2 separate regions of the Homo sapiens genome follow, and region 2 is linked to region 1. A link is a loop called in an ENCODE intact Hi-C map of the cell type or tissue named here. Cell type or tissue: gastrocnemius medialis. All regions are shown on one strand. Each heading gives the region's core, and the rest is flanking DNA. Links, peaks and the distances in the headings are about the cores only.

Region 1 (8,200 bases), core at 1,816-6,815:
TAGGCAGGGGCCCCAAGACAATAAAGTTGGTCTCTACTATCTCCTACCTCTGAGTGCGGTTTCCAGAAGTCCCTCCCATTGTTCATTTCAGGAAATGTGAGGGGGCTCTGGGCCCCTTCCCTCAGCGCCTGCGGTCACCCAGCAGCTTCCTCCTTCTCCCTGGCCTAGGCCTAGCAGGTGGGCACCCCGCACACATTTGAGGCGGGGCCAGATGCCCACAGTTCAGAGCCTCTTTTTGTCCCGGGGATTGGATCCCAGGGCTGGGTGGGGCCAGGCTGTCCCATTCCCCAACACTCCTCCTCCCCGGCGAAACCGGGCACCAGCAGGCGTTTGCGAGAGGAGATACGAGCTGGACGCCTGGCCCTTCCCTCCCACCGGGTCCTAGTCCACCGCTCCCGGCGCCGGCTCCCCGCCTCTCCCGCTATGTACCGACCGCGAGCCCGGGCGGCTCCCGAGGGCAGGGTCCGGGGCTGCGCGGTGCCCAGCACCGTGCTCCTGCTGCTCGCCTACCTGGCTTACCTGGCGCTGGGCACCGGCGTGTTCTGGACGCTGGAGGGCCGCGCGGCGCAGGACTCCAGCCGCAGCTTCCAGCGCGACAAGTGGGAGCTGTTGCAGAACTTCACGTGTCTGGACCGCCCGGCGCTGGACTCGCTGATCCGGGTCAGGGGCGAGCGGCGTCGGCCTGGGCGCGGCGGGATGGGGTAGCGGGCCGCGGGGTGTACGGGCCGAGGGCGAGGGGGCCTATTCAGGCCCTGGTCAGGTGTTTCCTGTTCAGGGAAACGTCGGGAACGCAGACGCGGGCACAACGGGGGTGGGCGTTCCTGCGCGGGGACCAGAGGGTTGGGGGACCTCGGAGGAAAAGACCCTCGCCCTAGCGAGAGGACTGCGAGAAGCCGGGCTGAGTCCTACTTGGGGGCGAGAGGGCATGCTGGCCCGGTGAGGAGGCAGATGCCTGGGGACACATCCAAATTTGGGGGCGAGGACGACTACGGCAGGGGGCGCGCGCGTAACCGGCCCCGCCCGGCCTGACCCGGGAAAGGGCGCGTTTGAGCCTGCTTGGGGGTTGGTCGCACCCGCACCCGTGGCAAAGAGCTAAACGCCACACCTGGCCGCTTCCAGAGGGGGAACCCGGGCGCACGTTTGCGAACTGGGAGCTGGGACGGCAGGGGCGCCGGGTCTAAGGATGCGCAGGAGCGAGGGCGCGGCCGTAGGAGCCTGGGGGAAGGCGCGTTTGTCCCGGAGGGTGGGTGGATTGGGCCCGAGGCGTGCTGGTCGGGGCCACCCTCAACGCAGAGAGGGGGCTCGACGTGCGCAGACCCGGGTTCGAGAGGAGGGCGGACGCAGGGCCGCTCTCTGGCTGAACCCGCTTTACTCCGAGTCTTCGGACACAAGGACTGGGCGCGCCGCCGCCGCGCGGCTGCCCAGAAAGGCTGAAGGCAGGGTTCAGGGGAGGACTCAGAGGTAAATCTGAGCAGAGGCTCCTCAAGGGTGGGGCCTAGCAGGGCGGAGGAGGCCGGGGAGGGTTCTAGGGGTGGCGCATCTTAGGACTGAAGCGACGCCAGACTGGCAGCTGCTCGATTTGGCGGAGGCATTGATGTCCTGGGTCCTGGCTTGGTTCCCCACCCCTTCGTCCAAGAGCCCAGAGTCCAGACAGCTGCGCGCCAGCCCAGAATCCCCGTCTTGCAGTCCTGGTGGCTTATCCGTCCAGAGTCTCCAGTCCAAAGCCAATCCCCGGAAGGTGGCAGGGAACCGTGCCAGGGTGGGAAGGGACCCAGCGCGGAGCGGAAGTGGTGTTCTGAACCCTCGGACTAGGCCGATTCGGTGAGGTCAGGAGGTAGCCAGGGCCAGGCCTATCTCTACTAAGGACCTAAAGTGATTCCTCCAGCTCCCCACCTGCGGACTTCTGCAAATACAGCCCGACTGCTGGGTCCTGGTGCTGAGGCTGCCTGCCATTACCCTTGCAAAGGTGGTGAACTTCGACTACAAGCAGCCTGGGCCCAGGGAGATGGCTATGATGGTGATTATAATAACAGTAAATGCCTCTGTGCAGCACTTATCGTGTGCCAAGCACTGTTGCTGGTACTTTACCCGTATTCATTTGTCTCACCTCCCTCACAGGTGGGTACTGTTTTTATCATCCTGTTTCACCCTCACAGGTGGGTACTGTTTTTATCATCCTGTTTCAGAGGTGAAGAAACAGGCTCAGAGAGGTTACATACGAATGCATGGCTACATAGCCAGGAGCTGGAGCTGTTAACCAGCATAAATACTGCCTCAGTGTGGACCTGTGGATGTGGGTGCTTCCCAAGATTCCCAGCCAGGCTGTCATCTCTTTGGGCTTTCCCTTCAACTCCCTCCACCCCCACCTCACCCCCTTCCTCAACACTCCTGTGGCTTCAGCCAACTCCAGGAATAAGGATGTGGTATCCAGCCCAGATCTTTCTGAGCACCAGATGTGGACATGCAACTTCTGAAATTCCTCAAGGCCAAGAGCAAGTGGTCCTCCTCCTCCCAGCCCTGCTTCTCCACCTGTCCTAAATCTCGATTGTCTGCCCCATGTCCACACACCCTCACAATCCTCTGCAACATCTCCTTTACTGCCCATACTAAATAGGGCCAGAGGCCTGGGCTTCTGAATATCTCCTCTCTGTTCCTCCTGGACCACCTGTGCCAGGAGACAGGCCAGGGCCCGTCTATCACTCACTTCTGCAGGAGTCTCTCCCCTCTGGTCAACCCTTTCTATACTGCCAGCTGCCACAGAGCACACAAACCTGATCCTACTTCCCCTTTGCTCAGTGACCTTGGCTGATACCTGCGACTTCATCCCTGGCATGGCAAAGCCAAGCACAGCTTGGCCTCAATCACTTCTTACCAGTCTCCCTAATCTAGGTCCCAGGCAGTCTCACCTCCCACCTTCTGCACTGCTGTCCCATCTACCTAAACATCCTTCCACCAGAAGCAATCCTACCTGACCCTCAAAGGCCCAGCTAAAACATCCCATTCTCCATGAGGCCTCTGCTCCTACCCAAATGAGAATGAACATCCTTCTTCCCCAGAGTCCTACAACATTATATGCCTATATAATGCATATAGGCAATATAGCAACTGCTAACACCATGTGCCAGGTACTAAGTCTACACATAATACCTTATTTAACACAACAACTCTATGAAGTAGGTACTATTTGTATTACCATTATACAGGTAAGGAAACTGAGGCACAGAGAGAAGTTGAGCACCTTGCCCAGGATTGTGTAGCTGCACTTCCTCCTTAATGCCCAAAGTGACATTGACTGCATCATATTAGAGTTAATTAGGTTTATCTATGTACCACTGAGGGCTGGGGTCATGTCTCTTGTGGTCACGTCCCCTAAAAGCACCACACATCACGCCTGGCCTAGTGTTTGTTGCAGGAATGGGAGTGAGCAGGGGAGAAAATGAGTCGCTGGTTTACTAGGACTCCAACCTGACCTAGCCACTGGGTAAAGGGTGGGGAAGGAGCTGTCCCCATGGTAGCTGTCAGTAGCTGTACCTGGTGAGCCCTTGGTGAGAGGGGTAGAGCCTCCTTGCCCTGGTGGGCTGGGATCGAAGAGTAATTGTGAGGGCTGTGTGTGTAGGTTTGTTTGTGTGTGTGTGTGTGTGTGTGTGTGTGTGTGTGTGTGTGTGTGTGTGCATCTTGGGGTACAGGAAATCCATCACCCCACAGAGCCTGGTGGTCATTGCAGCCTCTTCCCCAGGATGTCGTCCAAGCATACAAAAACGGAGCCAGCCTCCTCAGCAACACCACCAGCATGGGGCGCTGGGAGCTCGTGGGCTCCTTCTTCTTTTCTGTGTCCACCATCACCACCATTGGTAAGGGCCAGATGGGGCCAGGGGGATGGGGGTGGGGGAAGGAGGCAGCTCCCTGAGAGGCAACAGGCTAGTTGCCTTTTGGAGGGATTACCTGGAGTCTCATGACTCCAAGTGCAGTTCAGCTCTGCAGCATGGACACCGCCTGGGAGCAGTCTCGGGCCTCACTACAGACCTGCTGACTCAGCCTCAGCATCTCACCCAGGTCCCCAGGGGATTCATGTGCACTGTTCGAGTTTGACAAGCACTGCTCTAGGGGACTTCTGCCCCACATGGCCTTTCAGGAAGCAGAGGTCTCCCAGTACAGCAAGAAACATGTCTCTGGGCACTACAAGGATGCCAGTCTCCTCAGCTGAGCCCACCCAACACTGAGCCCCGGGAGTGGTGGTCGGGAGAAGTGGAGGGAAAGTTAGGAAGGAAGAAGAAGTAGAAATCCAAAGAAAGAGCTTTAGACCCCCCGTTTCTCAGCCCTGGGGGAGGTGGCCATTCCTCCCATGTCCTTGTCTCCAGACCCCATTCCCACAGTCCTCTCTTCAGCTTGCAAACAGCCCCCTCCACTCCTCATCGCCATCCTCCCCACACACAGGGACACCTGGACTAACCCTCCTCTGCGGAAGAGCTGAGGTAGAGCTTGTCTCAGGAGGGTGCTGAGGGGCTGCTGTGCAAAGAAGAGCAGGCTAGATCCCTGCAGTTCTGAAACCCAGGAAATCATGCAAGTCGAGCCACCCAGATCCTTCTGCCCCAACTCCTGCATGACACAGGACTTGCCACCAGGTGGCAGGCTGGTATCACTGGTGACTTGGGCTACCGCCTCCCAGTTCCTGGCCAGCCAGGATCCTCTCTCCAGGACACCAGTATCCCAGCCTCCCCACAGGGTTGGGTAAGGCAAGAGCACCCAGAGGATTCTCCATCTAGTTTTAAATTGGCCAGAACTTCTTGAAAGCAGACCTCAGAGCTACATGGGAGCTTGGGCAATCCTTGAGACAAGCATGCTTGGGAGGCATCTCAGACTCCAGCGGCCCTGAGCCCCTGAAGGACTGGCAGGATGGGCCGATTCATCTTTACATCCCCAAGGGTCTATTACAAGGCCCAGCATACAGCAGCCACTCAATAAATACTGCCACGTTAAGGAATTCCATTAAATATGCATTCACCAGGCATGTATTGAGTTCCAGGGTAGCAGGAGATCTTAAAACACAGTCACTGTAGGCCAGGCCTCCCAGATTTGGGGGTCCTTTAGTCTGCAAACCCCACACCTCCCACACTCTTCTCAGGGCCTGTGACTTTGGCCCACCAAATTCAGAGTTTTGCTACCTCTCTTCCCAGCTCTACCACCCCTAGCTTGGATTATGCCTCTGTCCTTTCCTCTCCACTCAGTTTCAACCAGCTTGAGGGTGAGGAGGGCAAAGAGAGGAGGGCCCTGCCCCACCCCACACACACAGTACACCTGAGGAAACACCCGAGGTCTTCTTGTACTAGGCACTGTGCTGGGCACTTTGACATTTAAGATTTCAATTTGTCCCTATGGCAACCTCCAAGAATAGGTCTTATTATTTTCTTTCTTTCTTTTTTGAGACGGAGTCTCGCTGTGTCACCCAGGCTGGAGTGCAGTGGCATGATCTCAGCTCACTGAAACCTCCGCCTCCCAGGTTCAAGCGATTCTCCTACCTCAGCCTCCCAAGTAGCTGGGACTACAGGCACTTGCCAACATGCCCGGCTAATTTTTGTATTTCAGTAGAGACAGGTTTTACCATGTTGGCCAGGCTGGCCTCAAACTCCTGTCCTCAAGTGATCCACCCGCCTTGGCCTCCCAAAGTGCTGGGATTACAGGTGTGAGCCACTGTGTCCAGCCTATTTTCATGACACAGATGGGGACACGGTGGCACAGAGATGTTGCACCATCTCCCCCAGATCATACGGCTAGTGAGAAGCAGAGTTGACTAGCCATTGTGGAGTGAACAGGAGGGGAGTGAGGGTTCTGTGATGCTGACCACACCTGTATGCACTTACACATGGGAGGTATTTGGAGAGAGAAGGAGAGGGAGATGGAAGATGAGGTACATCTGGAATGCCACAAGGGAAGAAGGGATATTCTGAGAGGCTCAGCAGAGGGCAGCCTCTTCGGCAAACCCATTACCCTGGGACCAGCACCCTGCAAGGGCAGTACTTTCCAAGCCCTAACACAAATACCTCTGGGCCAGTAGGACAGGCCTGAGCCCAGAAATCACTCATCTATGAACTCCATTCCTGGCTTGCTCATTGGTTCTTTCATTCATCCATCCATTTGTTCAACAAATAAATTGAAGGCTGGGCATGGTGGCTCTTGCCTATAATCCCAGCATTTTGGGAGGCCGAGGCAGGTGGATCACATGAGGCCAGGAGTTGGAGACCAGCCGGGCCAACATGATGAAACCCCATCTCTTCTAAAAATATGAAAATTAGCCAGACGTGGTGGCGGGTGCCTGTAATCCCAGCTATTTGGGAGGCAGAAGCACGAGAATCGCTTGAGCCTGGGAGGCGGAGGTTGCAGTGAGCCGAGATTGTGCCACTGCACTTCAGCCTAGGCAATAGAGCAAGACTCTGCCTCAAAAGATAAGTACATACATACACACATACATACCTTGGTGTGTGTATGTACACATACATATGTACCTAGTGTGGGCCAGACACTGGTGCTGAGGATACAATGGTAATCAAAATTAGCAAGTCCCAGCCCTTGGGGAGCTGACATTCTAGTGTGAGGGGACACACACTAAACAGATACATGGACAATAATCAGGTAGTGGGGTGTGCTTAGAGAAAAGTAAAGCTAGTTAAAGGGGTCTCATAGTGATGGGGGCACCTATTGTAGGTGGGGTGTCCATTCAGTAACATTGAAGCTGATACAGTAACATTGAAGCAGAGACATGAGTAAAATAATGGAGCAAACTGATGATATCTGAGGAGAGAATCCTCTGCCAGCAAGTGCAAAGGCCCTGAGATGGGAATGTGACTTGTGTGTTTGGGGAGCAGTAAGGAGGTCCAGGTAGGTGGAGAGGGTTGGAAACAGGAGCTGCATTCAGAGAAAGTACAGAGAAGACCAATCACAGATAGACTTGTAGGGTTCTTGCAGGATGCCCAGAGATCCCAACAAGATGCAAAGTGGCAGTGAGGAGACATGCTGAAGTGAAAGGTGGCTTGGGTGGGGCTGTGGCTACCCAGCGTTCAACAGGTAGGTGACATCCTTTTGCTGACCTGAGGGATGGCTGAGAATAGTGGGGAGGAAAAAAACCCATTTAATGTCAGCCTGAGAACGCTGCAGGCCTCCATGGGGCTCCTCTCAGAGCTGGAATCTTAGTGTCCCCATCCCGCTGGTGAAAACTGAATGGGGAAGAAAAACCAGTACCAGATGATGGAACTTGGCAGGACCTACAGCTGGAGGAGGAGGGGTTGGTGAGGAGGCAGGCAGAGAGGTGGGTGGAAAGTAAGAGGTTTACCTCGCCCTAGATGCCTACAGAAAGGAGAACTCTCCTTTGGAAGAGGAAACCCATAAAGGCCAGAGGGGGAGGTAGATGGGGACTCAAGAGGCTTCTGAAGTCCTCAGACCAGAAGCCAGTTCACTGGAGTTCTATCATTCATTTATTCAACAAACATTTAGCACCTTGTATATACCAGATGCTTGCAAGCTCACATTCCCTTCTACAGTGTACCTCCATTCCTCATTTCATCATTACCCCCCACTGTAGGTGGATGTCAGCATCCCCATTTTACAGGAGGAAGCAGCATTCAGAAAGGTCAAGCCAAAAGAAAGAGAGAGAGAGGAAGGACAGAAGGAAGGAAGGAAGGAAGCAAGCAAGCTGGGCACGGTGGCTCACACCTGTAATCCCAGCACTTTGGGAGGCCAAGGCAGGCAGATCACAAGGTCAGGAGATTGAGACCATCCTGGCCAACATGGTGAAACCCCATCTTTACTAAAAATGCAAAATTAGCTGGGTGTGGTGGCATGTGTCTGTAATCCCAGCTACTCGGGAGGCTGAGGCAGGATAATCGCTGAAACCAGGGAGTCAGAGGTTGCAATGAGCCGAGATCGCGCCACTGCACTCCAGCCTGGCCACAGAGCAAGACTCTGTCACAAAAAAAAAAAAAAAAACAAAGAAAGAAAGATCGAGCCACTTGCCCAAGGTCCCACAGCCTGCAAGGAGCTGAGCTGGGATCCAAACCTAGGAGGTGCAGCAGACTCCAAAGCACATGCTCTGTACTTGTACATAGTTTGACCTCTCTTGGGACCCCTCAGTAAGGTGGGGGTGGATGTAAACATTGGTTTCAATATAGTACAGACGAGTTTAGGGTGTGTGGGCACAGTGACCCCATCT
Region 2 (5,000 bases), core at 1-5,000, 440 kb after region 1:
AAAGAAAGAAAGAAAGAAAGAAAGAAAGAAAAGAAAAGAAAAAGGGAAAGAAAGAGGAAAGGAAGGAAGAAAGGGAAAAAACAATGCTACAACTACTTGTCAGATAATTTTTATTTAAAGATTTTCCTTACCTGTTATATGCTAAATTTCCAAAGCCAAAATTGCCTCCCAAGTTTTCTTGATTGCAACAGGCCCCTTTCTGTTCTTTCCCACGAAGCTACCAACTTTATTTATTTTTATTTACTTATTTATTTATTTTGAGACAGGGTCTCACTCTGTCGCCCCAGCTGGAGTGCAGGGGTGTGTGTGTGTGTGTGTGTGTGTGTGTGTGTGTGTGTGTGTAGGTGTATGTGTTATTTTTTATTTATTTTAAAATTTAATTAATTACTATATTTTATTGACTGTCATTATTATACACACTTTATGGGACAGGTCACTAAACCTGACAATGGGAAAGATAGTTCATTCCCCTTCCTCTGACAACATCCCTCTGGGAAGTGAAAATAATAGAGAAAACAGTAAGATCATTAAGAAGATCTTTAATAGAAATCAAAATTATCAGAGCTTTTACAGCCACATCATCAAATGATTTTTATGGACTGTCTGAACTTTCTATTTCAGATGGCTGTAAACTGCAACTGAGTGAAAAAAAAATCAAAATCGAAGTAGTAAATGTACAAAAAAAAATCTTACTTGCACAATATAGTTGCACTCCAAGAGCTGCATTTTGGGATTGAGATTTAGCTTCATATATGTGTATGTATCTTCAAAGACTTTCTCATACAGTGTCAGGAATACAGCAGCTTCCTGTGCAGTGCGTTTCTTCAACCATGCCTGCAACAAAGAAACAGAATCTGTGTTTATTGAGAAAGTGAAACGTGGAGAGACTCTGAGGGTTCTTCTTCCCATCTCTCTGCCCCACCTGTAAGATTGGCCTCCAGCTGAGAGCAGAGCTGCTGATATAGACCATGCCCATCCTAGAAACCGTGGCAGGAGAGGCGTTCTCGATATTGTGGACTTCAAACAGAAGCTTACAACTAGGGGCCATGGGAATGCGATCTCCATTAGCTAACGTCAGAGTTTTATTGTCATCCAAAACGGAATTTAAGTTCTCAATCCAGATGGCATCCACAGGACCATCTAAAATGAGGAAAATGTTTTCACCTGAAAATAATTAAAACAGAAAATCACTTTTCACTTGCAAGTAATTAAAATGGAAAAATCAAAAAAATACTGTGTTAATACGCTAGCAGGGAAAAAATGATCACAAAGGAGGTTTGTGTATACCTTTTTTAGCTTTTAATGTTTTTCTCCACAGAGTAGAAAAAATCCCATCTGTCCAGTCATTGGTAGCAGTGTCCAGTCTGCCAAACATCTGAGGTGCAGTAATGGCTTTTGGATTCATTCGCATTTCTCTATGAGGCCTTCCGCATTCTGTTTGCGCCTTCATTAGAATCGTGATAACGGTTGTCTTTCCAGAACCACTGGGCCCAAGAGTCATCAAGCCATGCCGTACCAAAGACGTCTCATATAACTACACAATTAACCAGTAAATTAAAATATGTAATTTATGAGTCTCTTGCTGACATTCATAGTAGCTACTTGAAGATTAAAGGCTTTAATAAGCTCTTCATTAACGTAACTAGTTCACTATTTTTAAGTTGTAAAAAATGTTGTTTTACTAGATGTGCATAGCAAATGAGCACCACGTTATAAAACGATATGTGCTAAAGTAATAACAATGTGGAGCTTGAATTACATTTTGGAAATAATTAACTCAGCATCTAGTTTTTGCTTCTTGCGTGATGATTCCCTGTGATTTTGGCTTGTTGGTCTATAACCAGCAGTTGTTCCATGCGCAAACTTTCTCGGCATCCAATGTGATGATATCGCCCCTTAGTGGTGGAAAGCAGCAACGCAGAGCATCACAGTGAAGATCCGTTTCAAAGGGGCCTTCTAATTCCCCAGAAGTACATCATGAATGAGGATTCCTGTGCAAGTGATTTATTCAGGTAGTGCTCCCAGGAGAAACCAGTAAGAGAAGAGGAAAGCAGGACAGGAATGGGAAGAAGCCAAGCAAGGTGTGATTGAGGACAAAGCCCTGTAGAGGACAGACTTGAGCCTGATCCCTCGGGAGACTGGAGTGTAACTTACACCTCAAAGATTGCTCCACCTGGAACCAGGCAAGCTTGACTTTCCTACTCCATCAACTCTTAGAGACGTTTGTTTGGGGGTGGATGGGAAATAAACTCCCGTGCAGCACCTACTCTTTGTGCCTGCCAACAAAATGGCTCCAGGCCTCCTTTTGCTATTAGAAGCGAAAACACACAGAAGCTGGGCAGGGGCACGTGGAAATGGTACAAGAGATTCGAGGAGACATGCTAGGATCATGGACAGCCGCTGCTATAACATCCCGTCTGCAGTTTTCTCATTAAAAAAATTAAGAAGTCAAAGGTCTGACAGCTGATCAGAGGGAGAGTGAGTTATTCTCCTAACATTTTGGACAGAAATGTATTACCATTGTAAACTATAGTTTAAAAGCAACAGAGGCACTGTTCCTGACATGTTCAAGAGCAATGTTATTGACATCAACAAAGAACCCAAAATTCTAGTCGCCACCCATTGAGATGGCAAGAATTTTAAAACTCAGTATACTGTATGCATATCATATATAAAATCATGTTTTCCCAGAAATTTTTTAAACTCTTAAAATGGTTTCCAGTACATGAATGATGAAAAAGACTTTTCCCCCATGCACATATTTCTTTGTAAGATTTGGATGTATCTCAGATACTTGCACATCTTATAATCTGGCAAGAACAGTAAGTTAAAATAAGAATCGTTATATTAATATTTCAAATGCAGTTTTCAACAATGTCCACAATTTCAGCTCCTTAATTTTCCAAAAGCTCTGGAAAATATTCCCAAAGCATCAAGCTCATAGAGATTTAATCCTGTGTCTCTGCTACAAGTTCTTGATTCTACTGGTAATCCAATCAAGTGGTTAGATGGTTGTCACAAGGATGAAATGTGATGAACAGAAAGACACCAACATATGCAGTCAAAAGATTCAGGTTTTAGTGTAGGTGAAGGATATAACATGTCCACACACAAAGCAGGAGCAAAATAGCACTCCCAGATTCCTCAGGCTCTGCACTCCACTGAGGCACCCAGCTGCAGCCAGTACTATCAGATTGGCACAAGAAGACATCTGCGTTGTTCCGTTCCCCTAGAGTTTTTATAACCTACTATTTCCGCCCAACATTGTCACCAGGTATAAGTAAAAACTGCAGTAAATTACTGCTTGATTACTGTGAGGCAGGGTAAATCCATACTATCTTCCTAGGACCACCACATCCTTCCAAGTATTCTTTTTGCAATGATGTATATATGATGTTTTCATTTAACATTTACATCAAGTAAGACTAACTATGAGTTTTTCTATTCAGACAGGAATGTTTAACACATACTTATCATTATACTAATAATAGATTAAAATGTCTTTACCTGCACGAGTTTCAGGTTCCAGGGTGGATGGTTAATCAAACCCTCTATCTGAACCTGATGGGCTACTGCGTTTTGCAGTTCTGCATAAGTATTACTATCCAGTTGCAGTCCTGGGAACAGGTCATTGATTAAGCTGAGGAACAGGGGTTCATCTTCATCAACCTAAGGTGGCATAGTTTAAAATAAATTTACTCATTCAGTCAACAAACATTTATCAGCTAGCTGGGATGTGCATAGTACTTATCACTTCATCCCCAGAGAACCATTTATTACTCTCCTAATCAGGCTTGTATTCTCTAGTACTTTCTCCAGAATATCACTGATATGGTTTGGCTGTGTCCCTACCCAAATCTCATCTGGAATCGTAGCTCCCATAACTCCCACGTGTCGTGGGAGGGACCCAGTGAGAGGTAATTGTATCATGGGGGCAAGTCTTTCCCTGCTGTTCTTATGATAGTGAATAAGTCTCACAAGATCTGATGGTTTTGTAAACGGGAGTTCCCTTGCACATGCTCTCTTGCCTGCCGCCATGTAAAGACGTGACTTTGCTCCTCATTCACCTCCCAGCATGATTGTGAGGCCTCCCCAGCCATGTGGAACTGTGAGTTCATCAAACCTCTTTCCTTTATAAATTGTCTTTATTAACAGTGTGAGAACAGACTAATACAATCACCACTGAATCTATATTGTACCCAAAGTTCGTTAGCATTCAATGTGTTCTACAATCCTGCCCCAGTCTACTGCTCCAAAGTACGACCTCATTACTTTATCACATGAATCTTTGCTTCTCACAGTGGCATTTGCATTAACCTTAAAAATGATAATTTGTAGTCCCAACCCCATGAAATTAAAGAACGGATATTTTATTTAAATTGGGGAAATAGCCATAACCCTGCATGACTTCATCCAACAATGGCTGCAAAAGTCCATCAGGGCAGTGTTCTGAGCCTTTCTTATAAGCAGTAGGTTTGAGTACACTGACTCCAATCCTTGCTTGCAATGTCTTTAATGCATAGATTGCCCTGTTCCCAACATCTGACCCCTTATGATTTCTCTTTATTCTCTAGGGCTTTGCTGATGCTTTCTTGAGTACTTGTCTAGGAATTTCCAAAATACCATTATCTAAGGGAGGCTTAGACTGCACTCCAGCCTGGGTGACTTAGGGAGTCTAAGCCTCCATTACAGTCCATGTTGGTCATACAGGCAGTGAGGTATACTGGCAGGAGCAGTGGATTTGGCACCAGAAAATCTTATAAATTTTTGTCCCCTCTTCTCAGCTGATGGTGATTATGGGGGAATCCTGCAACCTCTAGTCTCCATTCCCCAATAAGTGAAGTGACAATAAACAAGCTAGCCATCCAGACCCCACAGAGTTGCTGTGAGGCTCAAATAAGACGATACACCTGAAAAGACTTTGTAACACTAATGAACTCCACAGATGTTAGTTTTTGTAACTAGAATGTAGCTTCCTGAACCACTTCTTCTTCAACTTT

What was found. Hi-C counts contacts between places; a loop is a spot of excess contacts. Peaks named below come from ENCODE experiments on the same cell type or tissue, not always from the same donor. Only the 100,000 strongest peaks of a DNase experiment are listed, where the experiment ranks them.
Region 2: a loop joins it to region 1, with 22 times the contacts of the local background. A loop is called at or near these places in 89 of 110 quality-filtered maps.

Annotation. Positions count from the first base shown.
Region 1 is chr6:39,306,544-39,314,743 of GRCh38, reverse strand. It overlaps KCNK17 (potassium two pore domain channel subfamily K member 17), which reads left to right and starts at 325. Exons shown (of 5, transcript NM_031460.4): 1 at 325-660; 2 at 3,737-3,851. The coding sequence starts at 424. LOC105375047 (a long non-coding RNA gene) reads right to left here and starts at 788. Exons shown (of 3, transcript XR_926774.3): 1 at 520-788. It also overlaps a transcript of KCNK16 not described here. In gastrocnemius medialis, for the core only: a CTCF peak has its summit at 4,624 (motif pointing right); a DNase peak (open chromatin) is centred at 4,594; H3K4me3 peaks cover 37 bases.
Region 2 is chr6:38,869,070-38,874,069 of GRCh38, reverse strand. DNAH8 (dynein axonemal heavy chain 8) reads right to left here. Exons shown (of 93, transcript NM_001206927.2): 49 at 3,508-3,669; 50 at 1,288-1,534; 51 at 923-1,164; 52 at 694-834. Among named protein-coding and RNA genes, the nearest start is that of DNAH8-AS1, 82 kb to the left of the region's middle. In gastrocnemius medialis, for the core only: a CTCF peak has its summit at 1,898; no DNase peak of the experiment used is centred there; H3K27me3 peaks cover 427 bases.